2 separate regions of the Homo sapiens genome follow, and region 2 is linked to region 1. Evidence: chromatin loops called from intact Hi-C (ENCODE). Cell type or tissue: endothelial cell of umbilical vein. All regions are shown on one strand. Each heading gives the region's core, and the rest is flanking DNA. Links, peaks and the distances in the headings are about the cores only.

Region 1 (9,500 bases), core at 600-8,599:
TATACAAACAACCAGTCCAGAGCCCACAACCCAACCATCTCTTTTACCAGACCCTTACATACCAAGCCAATATTCCCGGTACCCTAAATCATCTCAGGGCCAGATACTAGACAACTGGGGATCACACCCGTAGATCAGAGCCCACTGAAATTATTCCAACCATTCAGTCCTCAGCTTACTTAGAATATTTACCATGTTTGGACCATTCCTTTCCACAAAAGCCACGATTCAGGGTCTGGTCATGCTTGCCCCTCGCTCCTCCTGCCTCCTGACCAGCACTGGTGCTTCCTGACATGGCCCTGCATGGTGTGGCGGATCCCTTCCTCTTAGGAAATAGAAATAGAAATATTGAACTCTCCTTGCAAGGCCGTCATCTCCACATCTGTCAACTAACCATCATTATAACAAGATCCCAGGCACATTTTAAAATAGCAAGGAGTCCATCTGGGCTCTGGCTAGGGACGTGGACTTCCCACCTTGGTTATTCCCCCTCCACCCTCTTGTCTGTCTCACCCTCCCCAGGACATCCGCCTTCCTCCACTAGTCTGTCCTCTATCCTCTGCTCAGGCTTGGTCAGTTTCCCTAAGCCTGCCTAAGTCTAGACGATGATGCTCTAATTTGTTTAGACTGTTGTTTCCAAAACTCTGCTTGCGGATGTCCTGGGATGCTCACCCTGTGGGCACTCACTTCCACTCCTGAGAGTTTTACATAAAATTGCAGATAAGGAGAACAATGACAATCCTCTCCAAGATGACAAGGGCATGAGTGGATGACGTTGTCTGAAAAGAGACTGTGGGGGAAGCAACCATCCTTAGGGAAGCTGACTTATTCCAAGGTCCAACAAGTCTTCCCACAATAGAGTTTTCAGAGGTCTAGAATATCAGACAGTGAAGGGTTTCCTAAATGAAATATCAAAGGGCTTCCAGTAAGCTTTATCTTGAAGTCAATAACCTCTTCATTTCCTTATAAGAATTTCTACAAGAGAAATTCTTTTCATAAAGCTTAGAGGGAAAAGAAAAAGCGGCAGGAAAAAAACAGAACATGAAAACTCAAGATACAAAATGATTCAGGATTTTTCCTCAAGTAGGAAACTGGACTGTGCCTTCAAGGTGAGCTTCATCATCCTTCTGTTAGGTCTCAGAAGGAGATAAGCATTCTTGGGAGCTGCTGGGATGCAGAAGAATCTGCCCAGGTTGTGAGTGGTGGGTTGGGTGCTGGCTGGCTTCCCCCAACTCCACCCACTTGTCGAGATCTGTTGCACAGCTAAGATGGGACATTCAGGAACATGACCCAGAAAATGGACTCACAGACTCTTGCAGTCAAAGAGCACATGACACTCATAGGAGGCCCCTGCAGACATCTCACAAAGTCTGGGTTTCTTTCAGTGTTCCACCAGCAGGTCCTGGGGGTTCTTCCTTGAGCCTGAAACCAGATGGCACTAAGAGTGACCAGAGGTTCAGAGGAAGGACCTAGGGCAATGAGGATAGAGGGTAAAGAGAAGGGAGATGGGGCTCATTCAATGTCTGCAGTGGGTGGCCTGGTGAAGTTGTCCCCAGTAGCAATATGAGGAGGCTTGTGTAAATTAAGGAGCTAGAGGGAGGTGAGTTGAATAGGGTGAAAAAGCTACTCCTAAATCCCAACCCCATGTTCCTGTGGGGTCGGGGAATTTTGTGGGTCAGATGATATGATTCACACAGTGGTGAAGCACAGTCAGCTTCGTACATTCTTCTGGAGTGCATCTGTGTGTGATGTGTGTGCTCTTGACTGCCCTGATACTAGGATGTCTAATAATGTATGCCTCCTCAACCTCCCACAAATGAAGGCTTGGTGATGGTGGTCTAGGTAGAGCCTTAGCCACCCCCACTGAGTTTTAGGCAGCTGGCAATATAAAAGGAGTCAGGTGGGGGGTCGCTGGGATACAGGAGGTCTCATCTAGGGCAGACTATGAGAGGGGTTGAGGAATAGGTCTGTATTTCTAAGCCCCATATACACAAGCCCTGGGCCAGAGCTGTAGAGTTGAACTAGGCTTGGTGGGGGTGGGGGACAGGTTGACGGTAGGCTTCAAATTCTGTGTGCACGTCATGGACCAGATGGCTAACACGGGACGAGGCAGAGCAGCAACAACTAGAGAGGCAAAAACATGTTAACAGTTCAGAATGGGTTTGGGGATCGTTCTATGTCTTTTTCCAGAAGTTTCATATACTTCCAGAGTGGACAGTGGTGGGCTGGAGGTGGCTCTTATGGGCTTACAATGGCAGATCATGTCTCTCTTTCCAACTCTCTGATCAAGGACATCAGGTTGGTAGTTTGCAAGTGGCCATGGTGGGAATATTTACACCATGGCAATCAGCAAGTGCTACAGACCAGGACTTCTTTTTCCCCAGAGAGCTGGTTGTTAAACATTTACCAGCACATAATGGGCAATAGGTAGAGTGGTAGTCAGGCACGTAGGAATCAGTGAGAGCTAACAGACAGCTCCTAATTCCTGCCTGAAAGAGGGAGGGTTTTATCTGGAAACTAGCCCTGTAGAGTGGGAAAAGCATGGGCTTAAGAGTCAAACAGATCCACCTGGGTTTGAATCTAAGCTCTCCTATGGATCAGCTAATAACCTTGGGTACATTGAGTAAGAAGCGGGGACAGCAGTGTATCTGCCTTTTCATGGGGTGCATCTGGTGAGGCAGACACATTCTAGACACTGTCTCTAATACTCACATGCCTTGAATGCATGCAGAAAAACATACACTTGATCAATAAGGCTCTCTTGGGCACCTACTTAGTACAGTGTGGTGGATAATGTGATGTCCAACAGGCCACCAGTCTATGGGAGGAGTAGAGGAACAAGCTGCCATTCATGCAGGATAGAAGTATGACTTTGTGGTGTGACGTGGCAGCCCACACACGGCCTCCAGTGACCCCCACCTTCTGGTGCTCACAGCTGTGTAATCCCCTATCTGTATTGTTCCAGGAGTGTTCTCTGTGACCAATAGCACATGGTAGAAGTGTGTGTTGTGTTTTCCTCTGTTAGGTCTTGAGGTCCCTCTCATGAGAGTGGCTGTAAACTCTACCCCTGCTGTGATGTGGCTTCAGGGATCTGGCCATGGATATTTATAGTGTGCCTTCCATGGGATATGTCTCTATTCTGGCAGACAACCTAATGCCTAAGTGCTAGACCCATGACCAGGTGTCCCTCTCCCTGAAAATTTGTTTACACTGGCAGACACCCTTGTGGCTCTTGTCTGACCTCTGTCCAGTTTATTCCTACCAAGACATCCATTCTCTGGAAGATCCCTGATGGAAAGAAGCTGGGTTTGGGTGTGTTAGTTGGATGAGACTTAGAGGAGATGACATAGCAAAACACATGAAATGACAGAAGCAGTTTATTACTCACAGATCCCAGAGAGAAGAAGGCAGCATGCCTCGCAGGGCCAATGGGAAGCAGGAAGCCATCCAGAATAATGCTTTCAAACAGTGGGTGGGGAGTAAGAGAGAGCTATAAGGCTCCCCACCCACCCACTTGGGTCTGTGGGCCCTAGCTATTATTGGATCCAGGGCATTACCCAAGCAGGTTTCCTCCTGGGAAGTTCTAATTGGTGGGTTTAGAGGAAACAGGCAGTTTTCATGGAGTTATACTGTGATTGAGAGGGTAGTCACTGCAGCATATCTGTGCTCTCCATGTGGGGTATGGGAATCAGTGGGGTGCATCAAGTAGGTTGTATCCGGCTGTCCATGGGGAGGTGTTCACCAGGAGGTGGTTGGTAAGGCAGGTATCTGGAATGACCACATTGAGGAACTGGAGGGTAGAGAACTGGAAAGTGTGTTGAGGGTGACCAAACCCTACTTCTGGTATAAGAAATTTCAGTGGCACCTGTAGTCCCAGCTACTTGGGAGGCTGAGGCAGGCGAATGGTGTGAACCCAGGAGGCGGAGCTTGCAGCGAGCCAAGATTGAGCTACTGCACTCCATCCAGCCTGGGCGACAGAGCAAGACTCCGTCTCAAAAAAAAAAAAAAAAAGAAAGTTCAGCTTATATTCAAAATGGATGCTGTTGCAACATAGCAGTAGCAGTAACAATAACTCACTATCTGCTGGGATGTGACTTCCAAGATTAGGTTATAGAAGACTTCAGCTTTGGTCTTGGGCTCTCTCTCAAGCCATTCACTTTGAGGGAAGCCAGCTGCCACGCTGTGAGCAGCTCTAAGGAGATACCCCATGACAAGGAACTGAGGACTTCTGCCAGTATGTGGTGAGCTTGAAAATGGACTCTCCAGCCCCAGTTGAGCCTTCAAATGACTGCAGCCCCAGCCAAGAGCTTGACAGCACCCTCGTGAGAGACCCTGAGCAGAACCACCGAGCTCAGCCTCCCCTCAATTCCCAATGCTTGAGACTGTATGAGACAACCGATGCTTGTTTTAAGCTGCTAAATTTGGGGGTCATTTGTTATGTGGCTCTAGATAACAAATCTAAGAATTGTGGCTAGAAAACTACCAGGTAATCTTACAGAGGAGGAAGCATAAGTTGAAATAAAGAGAAGCAAATTACCTATAGAGTCCTCAGGAGGAATAAAGTCTTAGAAATCATCTACTTCATGTCATTAAAAGAGATAGGAAAGATATTTATTATTTATTATTAAACAGTTTTATCATGCCAAAAATACTGTACCCATAATGCTATTCCTCCAGTGCATCAACTGTTTACATTTCTCCACAGCTCCTTGCACTCTTTAGCTATAAGCTGGATAGTTAATATCTTAGTGTACATGTAGTTTTGTGGCCAACTTTTAAAAACTTGACATTTACATGCTTTCATCTTTCTACAGTTATCACATTGATCATTGTAAATGTATATTAGTTTGGCGCAAAAGTAATTGCAGTTTTCACCATTACTTTCCATGGCAAAACCACAATTACTTTTACACTAACCTAACAGTATTTCATGGCATCAACAAGCCATATTTCCTGGGCTTCTTAGTAGACATTTCTGTTGTGCATGATAAATAACCTTTTAAGAAACAGCTACAGATGCTCCTCTAATTGTGATGGGGTTATGCCTTGACAAATCCATCATAAAGTCAAAACATCCTAAGTCAAACAATCCTATGTCAGGGAGTATCTGTATATATGTGATTTTTTCATTTCTTCCCCAGTAATTTCCTTTGGATACATTCCCAGAAGTAAAGTGAACAGGAAAGCTGTGGTATTTTTTTTTTTTTTTTTTTTTTTTTTTTTTTTTTGGCTCTTGGTGTGTACAGAAGGGTTGCTAGGGAAGGTGGCTAAATGTTGTTCATCCTACATTTCTGATATGCCTAAGGGGGTGGCCCCTCCAGGGATGTGACTCATCACGGTCTGACTGGCGTCTAGGACAAATTCACCTTGAGAGAAGGTGAAGGGCTGAGCCAGGAAAATAACGCACACTATTCTATTTAAAATTGACTATGTTCTAGTCAGGTCACATGCATTATTCTCATATCCACAACCTTAATAAGTGTGTGGGTGTGTTTGTGTGATGTGTGTATATATGTATGTATATATATATGTGTGTGTATGTATATATATGTGTGTCCCATTTTGTAGATAGAGCAAGTAAGGTAGTAAAAGGCGTGCAAGTGTTTTATCTTTAACAGATAAAACCAGTGGTTCAAGCCCAGACCTACCAGACTTTCACACTTGCACGCCTTTTACTACATGATATTGTCTTGAAATCCTCTTTTACGCCTCATGAGTGTTACGGTCTGTGACTACGCTGATCCCTGGCCCCCTTCAGTTCATAAGACCTGCAGCAGGTCCCTTCACACGGCCTACTGCAGTTTCAGCATCAACAGAACTGCGTGACTGCTTCTGTTTAACCACAAACTCATCTGCACTGGCATTTAACATTTTCTTCCTTTTCTCTAGTTTAACCCAACCAGGTCGACTTAAATTTGAAGTGAAGGGACTTGTTGAAGGTCACCCACTGAATTAGCCATACCATTTCTGCTTAGCCCTCTCCCCATCTCCCCCATTTCCAGTTTATTCTTTTTTATTCCTCCACCACTTTCCCTGCCTTCCAGCCTAACGTTTGTACTCCAAAAGGAAGCTGAAAATAGCACCTTCTGGTCATGAACCAATTTGCTCAAGGGTCCCCTCTGTTTGATAAGAAGCGAGGGTGTGACTGATTCCCATATCCATGTCCGTGCAGCTACACCAAGCTGGGACATCAACTTCCCCGCCACTTCTCAGACCACAGGAAACCTGGATGGCTGCCTTGGCCAACATTTAAAGTGTCCATTTCCTCAAAGCTCTGTGGTCTCACCTCTCACCTCTGGCCATGGAATGCCTTCGCCCACGAATGTCTCCCTATATGGTGGTTGTTTGTCTACAATCTGGGCTAATTCCCAAAATAGGTGCTCCGGAAGTGTCTCCGTTCCACTCACTTAGGGAAGGGCGTCTTCCAAAAAAGGTTAAAGATATCCTGAGATGGAAATGGGGAAAGGGAAGGCAGAGAGACCTTTGGACTTGGTTATTAAGGAAGGAATGTGATATCTGGTGTTGTGAACTCCAAACCCATTAATCAGATGTGAGAGAGGGAGAGGTGGCCTGGAGTGGCCAGGCTACTTCCAAAACAGGGACTTGAAGGAGTTGCATAGGTTTTGTTTTGTCATGAAGAGATTCTAGAATAGCTTCTTTTTCTTTAAAAAAAAAAAAAAAATTGTCTGGGCTTGGTGGCTCACACCTGTAATCCCAGCACTTTGGGAGGCTGAGGCAGGCACATCTCTTGAGGTCAGGGGTTCAAGACCAGCCTGGCCAACATGGTGAAACCCTGTCTCTACTAAAAATACAAAAACTAGCCGGGCATGATGCCATGTCCCTATAATCCCAGCTACTCAGGAGGCTGAGGCAGGAGAATCACTTGAACCTGGGAGGTGGAGGTTGCAGTGAGCCGAGAAGGCGCAACTGCACTCCAGCCTGGGCGACAGAGCCAGACTCTGTCTCAAAAAAAAAAAAAAATTTAAGGCAAAATTCACATTAACATAAAATTAATCATTTTAAAGCCCACAATTTAGTGGAACTTAGTATATTCACATTATTGTGCAACCACGACCCTTATCCAATTCCAAAACATTTTCATCACCCGAAAAGAAAACTCCGTGTCCAGTAAGTTACTCCCTGTTCCTTTTTCTCCCCAGCCCCTTTCAGCTACCAACCTGCTTTCTGTCTCTATGGATTTAACCATTCTGGATATTTTATATAAATGCAGCCATATAATTACTGTGCACTATGGCACATGCCTGTAATCCTAGCTATTCAGGAGGCTAAGGCAGGAGGATGGTTTGAGCCCAGGAGTTTGAGGCCAACCTGGGCAATATAGTGAGACCCTGTCTCAAACAAGCAAACAACAAACAAAAGGCAACTAAATGGAGCCATATAATTTGTGACCTGACTTCCTTTACTTAGCACAATGTTTTTGAGGTTCATCCATATTGTAGCATATATGGGTGCTTCATTTCTTTTTTACGACTGAATACTGTTCCATTGTATGGATGTACTGCATTTTGTTTATTCGTTCATCAGTGGACATTTGGCCAGTTTTCACCCATTGGTTATTGTGAATAGTGTTGCTGTGACTATTTGGGCACAAGTATTTATTAATTGAATTTATTTCAGTTCTTTTGGGTATATATCTAGAAGTAAAATTGCTGGGCCATATGGTAATTCTATGTTTAACTTTCTGGGGAGTCACTCAACTGCTTTCCACACTGGCTGTACCATTTTACATTTCTACCATCAATATACAAGGGTTCCCGTTTCTTCACATCCTTGTCAGCACTTGCTATTTTTCATTTCTTTGATACCCATCCTAGTGGGTGTGAAGTAGTATTTCATTGAAGTGTTGATTTGCATTTCTCTAATGACTAACATGTTGAACATCTTTTCATATGCTTGTTGGCCTTTTGTATATCTTCTTTGGAGAAATGTCTATTTAAGTCCTTTGATCAGTTTTTAAGTGGGTTAGAATAGTTTTTAACCTCAGAGCTGAAAAGGGCTTTGGGGATCATCTATTGCCTGCCCAAATTTCTCCCATTTTACAAATGAGGAAACAGAAACCTAGGAAGGTGCACAGGTATCCTTAAGATCACACAGCAATGACTCAACAAGAAATCAGAGCTCTTGACTGAATTCCGGACACCCCACATAGCCTATTCTTCACAGATTTGACCCAAGGGCAGATCACAAGTCTAGACAGCTGGACTTTGGCTCTAAGGAAACCTCTAGAGCAGTAGATCCATGGTCCCATTGATCTGGCTTGCTGATCGCCCAGCTAATGGAGGTAGGGACTCCATTAGCAAGTTAATGACCACAGAGAGTGAAGCCAGCAGCACTCACACCTTAGTTAGCCTCACTCATCCTTCCAGTCTTTAACCCCTCCAGGTCTGTGTCCTTCCTGCTGCTTAGTTTCACCATATTTTCATTCATATGCAAATAGATGGACGGGTGGATGGATGGGTGGGTTGGTGGTGAGGGGGTAGATGGATGGGTGGGTGCATAGATGGATAGATGAATAGATGGATGGATCAATGGATGGATGAATTGATGGGTGGCTGAGGAGGTGGATGGATGGATAGATAGATGGACAGATAGATGGATGGATCGATCTATCTGTCTGCTCTTCTTTGTGCTCAGTTTTCTCGCTGAGAATGTCTGTTTCATAGTTGGCACTCACTGATGATGCAGGCTGAGTGGTTTTGTCGTTGTCCCTTTAGTTGACCTATTCTTCAGATTGCGGAATTTAAGACATTCACAAAGGCACAGTTCATGGAGGGAGCAGAGAATGGTTCATTCTTGCCGTTAATGTCTTCCTTCTCTGGATCTCAGCCTCTTCAATGCTTCCTCCCTCTCCTGTGTCTTCAGCCTGCCCCATTCTATCTCCTTATTAGTTCCCATCAGCAAAAAACATGCCTAGCTCTCTTATCTCTGCAAATGTCTCCCTTGAAATCATGCCCCACCCATTAGGGCTTTTTTTTTTTTTTTGTCACCCCACACCAGCCATTGACAGGCAACTTCTTGAACAAATTACCTGCTCTCTGTAACTCCTATTACCCATTCTTGCTCATTCTTTAACCAATCTTCTGGCTTTTGCCCCCAGCCCCCTCACTGAAGTTGGTCCTTGCCATGGTGACCTGCATCTCTCTAAATGTGGCCTGTGCTTTGGAGACTTTATCTTGTACACCTCTCCACAGCATTTATACTACTGACTGTTCCTCCTTAAAACCCACTCCCTGGCATCCTCTGACAGTCACCTCTCCTGGGTCCCCTCTGCCCTGATCTGTTCTTCCTCAGACTCCTCTGCCAGCTCCTCCTCTTGTATCCAGCCCTCAAATGCTATAGGGTCTCATAGTTCTGTTCTAGGCACTCTCCATGCCAATACTTTCCATGCAGCAGATAATGACCATGAACCAGTTTATGATCCCCTGATTTCTATAGAAAACCAAGATCTCTCTAAACACTCAGACTACAAAGTCAACCTC
Region 2 (9,226 bases), core at 1,227-9,226, 61 kb before region 1:
GAGTCCACAAGCCCTCTGAAAAGGTGTGTCTGTGCTTTATCCCCTATGGAGCCTCATCTATAGCTTTCACTAAAATATTGAAGAGCTCTGAGATCCACAACATATTGAGACCTGCATGAGCGTCCAGAGACCCTCTGAAGTCTCTTCCAACTTAGATATTGTAGAGCTCTGTATCTATGAGTTGAAAATCCTCAAGGATCTGAATCCAATGTTGATGCTTCTGTAAATATCATTGACAGAAATCTCTAAAAGACATCTGTCCATCTGCACACATCTCCATCCATCTCTGTCATATAGTTTTTTAAAAAGGCTACTTTAAACCAGTTTTGAGGTCCTGGCTGGAGGCCAGCCAGTTCATGAGCAGCTGATTAAGTTCACATTCTGGCCCTTTCTCTTACCAGGTTCTCACACTCTGGGCCACTAGCCACCTGCCCTGATGGCCTTGGAGCCAGGTACCAAACAATAATGGACAGCTCCCATCATCTGGAACTCACAAACTTATTTAAGTTAGCCAATCCATAGGGAGCCAAGGAAACCTCGTTAACACCACCCTACGTGCCACACATAGCTGCCGCCTATAGCTCCAGCTTGCTTGGACCCTGTCCCCAGTTGCACATCCTGTGTGGCCCAGCCTGACAGCCTCTCATTTGGAGCTGTAAGAAACAAAAGTTCTACCTTTCATTTATCTGAGTGTCACTGTGTTGTGTCCTGCCATCAAAAGAATATTTTAATCTTATAAAACAATTACACACTCTTCCATTCATCTACACTGGTATCTACCCACACATCCGCCCACCTGCCTATCCACCTATCCAACCATTCATTTACTTATTCGCCTGTCTGTCTGTCCATCCGTCTATCCATCCAACCATCCATCCATCCATCCATCTGTCCGTCCATCCGTCCATCCATCCATCCGTCTGTCTGTCCATCCATCAGTCCATCCCTCCCTCTCTCACTGCCTCCCTCCCTCCCTCCCTCCATCCATCCACCCACACACTCATTTATCAGATACCCACATAGCCAGGCAGTGCATTGTCAAGCAGAAGTGAATGAATCAGTCATCCCCATGCCTCAGACATCCCCGTGCCTCGGAGGAGTTTACCCTGAGGCCAGTCCCCTGCCTATGGGCAGAGCCAGGCGGAGGATTTCAAAGTGTTCCTTGAGGACTCAGTAGCACCCAGTTTATGTCTGGAGTGGCACACTTTTGTACTGCATTTTTGCTATGAGAAGGTTTGTCTCAACGCCCCTGCAAAGTCCCTGCAGCGGCAGCCTCATCACACTCCTCACCACTCAGTCTCCTTGGCTGGGGTCTGCAGGGGGTGGCTCAGCCCTGTAAAGCCTCCAGGTTCGAGTCAGCCCAACTGCGTTCAGCAAGGACCACAGGAGGGATCCAGTTATTTTGGCAAAACCCTGCCCCACTAAGCAGGGCTCTTTCACATGGCACGATAAGAAGCTGTTCCTCCTGCTGTCTCCTCCCCGGCCACTGCAGCCTCCCCAGCCACGGCCAGCCCTCTGTACTTTAGCCCCACAGACCCCCCTCGCACTCCTGAGTGGGGCAGGATTGCACTTGACCCGGGGCCTTTGATGTGGCAATCTCTGCCTGAAATGCCCTTTCTCGCCCTCGCTTGAATCAAGCCTGCTCTTCTCTTGGGAGGCTGCCTGGGGGCCTTTCCTGAAGCCCCTGGTCTTGTCCGCACCTCTTGCATGCCTGTTTTCTAACACACCCCGGAACTGTTCTTGGTGGTCTGAGAACACCACGAGGCAAGGACCCCGTCTTACTTATTGCTATTTATCACCCGGCACATAGGAGGTGCCCTCTGCAAGGAGTACAAGCAGTCTATAGGGAAAAGTGCCCAGATCCAACCTTACTGGGATGAAGGAAAGACCAGGCCAAACAGAACAGCATAAAAGCGGGCTGTAGACATGTGTGTACATGTTTGTTTATGAAAGTCCACCCTCCACCCCAATGTTCCAGATCTTTCTCTCCACATGTCTGTGTGTAAGGCACAGGTCCTCCCGGGAAGGCCATTATTCTATTCGTCGGCCTCCAGGAGCGGGCTGTGCTTTTGTCCAGAATGCCACAGTGCTGACCAGAAAGGCACTCCCTGGTCCTCTGTGAATCAGCAGCCGCCCTGCAAAAGGCTGACCAGTTACACACAGGTCAGACAGACCAGCAGGGAAACTGGAAAGCAGGGTCAGAGGATAAGTGCTGATTTGGGTTCATGGCAAAACCCATGCAGAGCCTGTAGTTTTGCCTGATTGGCACTAACACTCACAGCTAAGAACTCTAGAGAGCCTCTGCGTCCCCAATGCGCCTCCCAGCCCATGTGCCCATGCGTGCCATCTCTGGCCTGCCTTCTCTGCCTCTGGCCTCCCTTCCCAGAGGCCTCCTGCACAGCCTGTGGGGGCACTGTCCTCTGGCACAGGCATGAGCCCCCCAGCCCTAGCCCCGCATGGCGACTCGCTGCCAAGTGATCTCTGTAGCAGGCCCTACGTAAGCACACGACCCTTCACAACAGCCTGATGAGATGGTTACCAGTCAGTATCCCCATTTTACAGATGGAGAATCAGAGGCTGAGAGGAGTTACTTAACTTGGCCTAAATCCTGCACAGTGGAAACAGCAGAGCCAAGAGCTGAGTCCAAGTCTGACTCCATCGGCATGTCTTCCCCTTCCCCAAATGAAAATGCAGCTTTTTAAAAAAGCTGGTCATGGCTGGGTGCAGTGGCTCGCGCCTGTAATCCCAGCACTTTGGGAGGCCGAGGCAGGCGGATCATCTGAGGTCAGGAGTTCGAGATCAGCCTGGCCAACATAGCAAAACCCCGTCTCTACTAAAAAATACAAAAATGAGCCAGGCATGGTGGCACACATCTGTAATGCCAGTTACTCAGGAGGCTGAGGCAGGAGAATCACTTGAACCTGGGAGGTGGAGGTTGCAGTAAGCCGAAATTGCACCACTGCAGTCTCGCCTGGGCAACAGAGTGAGACTCTGTCTCAAAAAACAAAAAAAACAAAAAAAAACAGCTGATCATATACATAATATGGATGTATTGTTTCTCTATTATTTGAACTTAATGTGTATGATAAAAAGTGAAAATCAACTGAAAAGTGTACAGCTTGGAGATGATTAAGAATTTGATGCCAGCTGGGCGCGGTGGCTCACGCCTGTAGTCCCAGCACTTTGGAAGTCCAGGCGGGTGGATCACTTGAGGTCAGGGGTTTGAGACCAGCCTGGCCAACATGGTAAAACCCTGTCTCTACTAAAAAATACAAAATTAGCCAGGTGTGGTGGCAGGAGCCTGTAATCCCAGCTACTTGGGAGGCTGAGGCAGAAGAATCCCTTGAACCCAGGAGGCGGATGTTGCAGTGAGCCGAGATTGCGCCACTGCACTTCAGCCTGAGTGACAGAATGAAACTGTGTCTCAAATTAAAAAAAAAAAAAAAAAAAGAATTTGATGCCATGTTTCTGTGTGTTTACATATATTCATTATATAGTGTTATATATGTCCGTACTTCAATATATCCCACTTTACATGAACAGGATCATATTATGTATGCTGTTGTTGTAAGCGGAATTCCGCCCCCCCCTTTATTTTTTTTTGAGACGGAGTCTCGCTCTGTCCCCCAGGCTGGAGTGCGGTGACACGATCTCGGCTCACTGCAAGCTCCGCCTCCCGGGTTCAAGCGATTCTCCTGCCTCAGCCTCCCGAGTAGCTGGGACTACAGGTGCCCGCCACCATGCCCAGCTAATTTTTTGTATTTTTAGTAGAGACGGGGTTTCTCCGTGGTAGCCGGGATGGTCTCGATCTCCTGACCTCGTGATCCGCCCTCCTCAGCCTCCCGAAGTGCTGGGATTACAGGCGTGAGCCACTGCGCCCGGCCGAATTTCCCCCTTTTGTATTGCTGTTTCTTCTTGCACAGCTCCGCCTCCAGCCACCATCCTTTCCTTAGCATTCACGGAAACGTATGACAGGCAGGCCAACTACAGAATTTGTGGGACTCCGTACAAAGTGAAAAATGGGCCCATTCCTCAAAAAGCAGGAAAGAAGTGTTGGTAAAGGTATTAAGCCATAAGGCTTTTTCCTTTCTTCTGTGGTCTCTCTTTTGACTTGTCATGACAAGTGTTCTTTTTTGTTGTTGTTGTTGTTTTGTTATTTTGAGACCAAGTCTCACTCTGTTGCTCCCCCAGGCTGGAGGGCAGTGGTGTGGTGTGATCTTGGCTCACTGTAACCTCCACCTCCCGGGTTCAAGCAAATCTCTTGCCTCAGCCTCCCGAGTAGCTGGAATTACAAGTGTGTGCCACCATGCCCAGCTAATTTTTGTATTTTTGGTAGAGATGAGGTTTCACCCTGTTGGCCAGGCTGGTCTCAAACTCCTGACCTCAAGTGATCTCCCTGCCTTCAGCCTCCCAAAATGCTGGGATTGCAGGAGTGAGCCACTGCTCCTGGCCTGTCATGGTGTTTTTAAAATTTGCTGTTTAATGTTGTTCTAAGTATAGAAAAATTAAAACGTTAAATTATTAGCATGCATTTACCATTCACCTTGAGAGTATAGAAAAATTAAAACGTTAAATTATTAGCATGCATTTACCATTCACCTTGATATCACTCAATGCCAGTTATAAGCACAAAAACCAGTGCATTTAGCTCTTATTTAAAACCACCAGAATTGTGCCTATTTCACAGCTTGCAGAAACACTGCAGAAAACAAGCTCATCTGTTTTCCTTTCACTTCTTGGTATGTGCACGTTTCATCAGCACTCTCTACCTTCCTCTCACAGGGAGTGGGGGGACTCAAAGGAGCAGGAACTCTGGGGCCCTGCCCTCCCCTTTTCGGTGGGTGTGGTTGGCCAATGTAGGGAAACAACACCAGTAAGGAAGGATGTGACCGGGTCTCTTGCCTTGGTATCTGTTAGAACGCCGCTGCCTTCTTTCTGCCTTTGAAGCAAGTCCTGGTTTGAATGGAAAGCGTGGCCTCTGGATGGAACGCCTTGGACTCACTTTGAGTGTCTCTGAACCGGGCACCACTGCTTCCAGCAGAGAGACTTGGAGTGACGAGACTCTGGAGAAGTGAGCCCTACCCTCCACCTCTGGGGGTTGCTGGGCAAACAAGGGAGAGAGGGAATGCCCAGTTCCTCACCCAGGGCTTGGCAGGGACTTCCCCAACTCAGAGACTTTTCTCCACTCTAACACTTAAGAAATTGAAGTGGGTAGATTTAATCTGCAATTATTCTTTCCCTTGAAAGCTGGTGTCTTATAAATAGAGGTCCTTAGTGTTAAGAAAATATGCAAAGTCCTCTGAAGGGTTTATGAAATGCGTTTGGAAGAAATAAACGCTTAAAGCAAGCAAAGTCCTGGCTATTCCTGGTGCAAAAACCTCCAGAAGTGAGATGGAGAGGGACCTGAGGTGGGGGCAAGGTGAAGAAGAGGCCAGTCCTTCCTCTGTCCGTCTATCCCTCTGCTGCCCTGGGAGGTGACGGTGGGTTCCCAGGTTTGGCGGGAAGTAGCCCTCAGCCTGGCAGTCGGCCTGGCCACTCTTCCTAATTCTATCCTTGGCAGCGGGGCTGTCGTCTGCAGGTCTGGAGAGGCAGTTACTCACTTCCTGGTGCTGGGACGTCCGCCTGGGGGATTCTGAGGCAGGGGCAGTGGGGCTGGTTCCTCCCCTCGCTTCCTGGAATTCCTCAGACCCCTCTTCTGGGACTGACAGCTGAGCCAGAGTCCCAGGCTGCCCGCTCGGCCTGCCCATAGAATAGCCCTCCCCACCCTTATCTGCCCTCCATATCCCAAGTTCAGGTTCCAGCCTATTGGCCACCAGAGGTGGCACAAGGGGCCTTTGCCTCCGAGAAGACACAGGAGTGGGGGTTGGCACCTGGCAGGAGCCCTCCATGATCTAGCCATGTCCACCTGGTCCGCCTGTCTACCAATCAGCTCCTTCACCTGACCAGGCCTCCAGTCCCCTGGGGCCCTGTTCTTGGCTCACACTGTGCTTGGCGTGTGCTGTTCCTCCCCTGGACTCCCTTCCTCACAGCGCTGCAGACCCAGTCCCATTGCTCTCCAGCCCCGCACGATGTGCCTGCTCCCGAAGCCCGCGTTCCCTCTGAGCCGCTTTGTCACAGCCTCTTACTGTCGGTCTGTGCCTTCCCAAGTGACCCATGACTTGTCTTCCTTCAAGGCCCTGGGCCAGGGACCTCCTGTCCTCTGATCACTTGTCACCAGGGTGGCTGTAACCCCCCGGTCCACCCATGCCCTTTATAACACAGAGACAGCACCTGCTGCACGGCTTGTGAAAATTAGATGAGACGATTGCTACAAGGCAAGCAGCAGAGCGGCAGGCCTGCGGCAAGGACTGCACAAGACAGCCACGGACCTCGCCTTCAAGCCCAGCGCCGCCACTCACAACCCACACAAGCCTGGGCAGGAGCCCCAGGCTCCTCACCAGTAGAATGGAAGTATTAATATGAACAGGTCCATCACAGGGCTACTGGGATGGCCAGGTGGGAATCTGCGTAAAGCCCAGTCCTCACTGGATTACTCCTCTCTTCTTGGCAGTGGCCACAAGCACCCCTTCTTTTCCTCCCTTTTGAAAAAATCAAGGCGAAACTCACATAACATAAAATTCCCCATTTTAAAGTGTATAACTGATTGGCATTTAGTACATTCACAATATGGTACAACTATTCCTTCTATCTAGTTCCAAAGCATTTCATCACCCCCAGAGAGGACCACATTGCCCACTAAGCAGTTGCTCCCAGAACCCCCTCCTACCCCCAGCCCCTGGCCACCACCAGCTGACTTTCTGTTTCTATGGATTTGCCTGTTCTGGACATTTCGTATAAATGAAACCTTACAATATGTGAACTTTTGTGTCTGACTTCTTTCACTTAGCAAAACGCTTTTGAGGCTCATCCGTGATATGGTTTGGATATTTGTCCCCTTCCAATCTCATGTTGAAATGTGACCTCTGGTGTTAGAGGTGGGCTGAGGGGGAGATGACTGGGTCATGGGGGTGGATCCCTCAGGAATGGCTTGGTGCTGTCCTCACAGTAATGAGTTCTTACACGATGAGCTCCCTCAAAAGCTGGTTGTTTAAAAGATCCTGGCACCTCCTCCCTCTCTCTCTTGCTTCCTGTCTTACCACATGACACGCCACCTTCCAGTTGCCTTCCACCACAATCAGAAGCTTCCTGAGCCCTCACCAGAAGCAGATGCCAGCACTGTGCTTCCTGTACAGTCTGCAGAACTGTGAGCCAAGCAAACCTCTTGTCTTTATGAGTTACCCCGTATCAGGTATTTCTTTCTTTTTTTTTTTGAGACGGAGACTTGATCTGTCTCCCAGTTTGGATTCCAGTGGTGCAATCTCAGCTCACTGCAACCTCTGCCTCCCAGGTATAAGCAACTCTTCTGCCTCAGCCTCCTGAGTAGCTGGGACTAGAGGTGCATACCATCACACCTGGCTAATTTTTTTGTATTTTAGTAGAGACAGGGTTTCCCTGTGTTGACCAGGCTGGTCTTGAACTCCTGAGCTCAGGCAATCCACCGGCCTCGGCTTCCCAAAGTGTTAGGATTACAGGCAAGAGCCACCGTGCCCGGCCAGGTATTTATATGCAAACAGACTAACACAATCCATATCGCACCATGCGTAGGTACTTTATTCTTCTTTAAGGCTATCTAAATATACCATGTTTTGTTTATCCATTCACTAGCTGATGTACATTCAGGCTATTCCCATCTCTTGACTATGTGGCTAATGCTGCTAGGGACAATCACGTACAAGTGTTTGCCTGAGTCTGTTTTCCATTCTTTTGGGAAGACCCAGAGAATTGCTGGGTCACGTGGTTAACTCTATGCTTAACTTTTTGAGGAGTGGCTGGACTGTTTACTCAGTGGCTGCTGCACATTCCTACCAGCAATATCCCTTTTGTCTTTTGATCTCCACTCTCAGGTTCAAACACAGCTCACTGAGTCTGGAAGGACACTGACCCAGGGGCAGTGGAGTTTCTACCCACTCAAGGTGCCAAATGTCACCGTGAGCATCACCATCCTGTCCATCCCTGTGTTGGGAGAGTATTTCATAGTGCACCAAGGGACGTTCCCATGTTCTACTCATCTGACCTTATAAACAGGCAGAGGCGAGTGACCTTCCCAGGGCCGCCCAGGTAATGCGTGGCCATGTTGAAGCAGGAATCCAGTCCTTCTGACCCCAGTGCCCTGGTCTGCAGCCTGGAGCTCCAGTCCTGAGCCAACACCTTTCCCTGGGAGCTGCCCGCCCTGCACCTTCCCCCTCCCAAGGCTGGTGCTTCAGCCAGATCCTGATTTGGCCCCCATAAAAATGCTCAGACCTCCCTGGGAGAGAGAAGCCCTCTAAGTACACAACATTCTGGGTCACATTCCTCGGCTTGGGGTGACGTCACTTGATCTGTAGGCCAAGGGCCTCCAGCCAGGTGTCCTTCACTGTTGAACAGTTCCCCTTCAGGTCTGTTTTCTGAAGGTGGCCCCCTCCCTGCTCCGTGGGTGGATGGCTCACCTCCAGGCACCCTGAGGCCAGCCACAGCCACCCTCTGGAAAAAGGTCAATCATCCAGCTCCTAAGGGCTGAGCACCTGCTCCAGCCAGGCCCTGCCAGGCAGGTTATAGGCACCATCCCCAGACCACATGGACAGCTCCTGAGTGGAAATTGCTGCACAGTGTCCCTGATGAGGAAACTGAGGCTCCTCAGAGGCTCCCAGAGGACCTGAGCTCATAGCCCCCTCCCCACGGCCATCACCCACCTCACCCAGACACTCTGACCAGGGGTCTCCTCTGGGACTCTGGCCGGTTTCTCACTTCCCCTCCTTTGCCTCCCACACTTCGGCCACACCTTCATACAGCTGCTGGAAGGGCCTTTTCAATTAAAGAACTTAGAAAACATTGCACAACAGTACAGTTCACTTTCTGTGGTGTTTAGTTACGTGGGTTTTGACAGGTGCAGAACCACGGCTCTGGCCCCCTGGAGCAGTGCGTCACCCTCGTGGCCTGCGTGTCCCATTTGTGGTCAAAGTCCTCCCAACCCCCAACCCCTTGGCAACCACTGTCCAGAGAAATTTTTAAGAAGGTATGCCATCCTCTGGTTTCCACTGCACCCACAATAAAACCCAAACACCCTCTCACCTTGCCGGGTGTGAGCCCCAGGACCCCACATCTCCGACCGTCTCTCACCAGTGCCCCACACCTCCGACCGTCTCTCAGC

What was found. Hi-C counts contacts between places; a loop is a spot of excess contacts. Peaks named below come from ENCODE experiments on the same cell type or tissue, not always from the same donor. Only the 100,000 strongest peaks of a DNase experiment are listed, where the experiment ranks them.
Region 2: it touches region 1 in a loop (6-fold over the local background); 4 of 110 quality-filtered maps call a loop at or near these places.

Annotation. Positions count from the first base shown.
Region 1 is chr14:96,132,283-96,141,782 of GRCh38, reverse strand. No RefSeq gene overlaps it. Among named protein-coding and RNA genes, the nearest start is that of BDKRB2, 68 kb to the left of the region's middle. In endothelial cell of umbilical vein, for the core only: no CTCF peak of the experiment used is centred there; DNase peaks (open chromatin) are centred at 5,292 and 6,352.
Region 2 is chr14:96,194,512-96,203,737 of GRCh38, reverse strand. No RefSeq gene overlaps it. Among named protein-coding and RNA genes, the nearest start is that of BDKRB2, 5.7 kb to the left of the region's middle. RefSeq lists enhancers at 5,360-5,966, 7,757-8,364, 8,795-8,914, 8,365-8,972, 8,973-9,226. In endothelial cell of umbilical vein, for the core only: no CTCF peak of the experiment used is centred there; no DNase peak of the experiment used is centred there.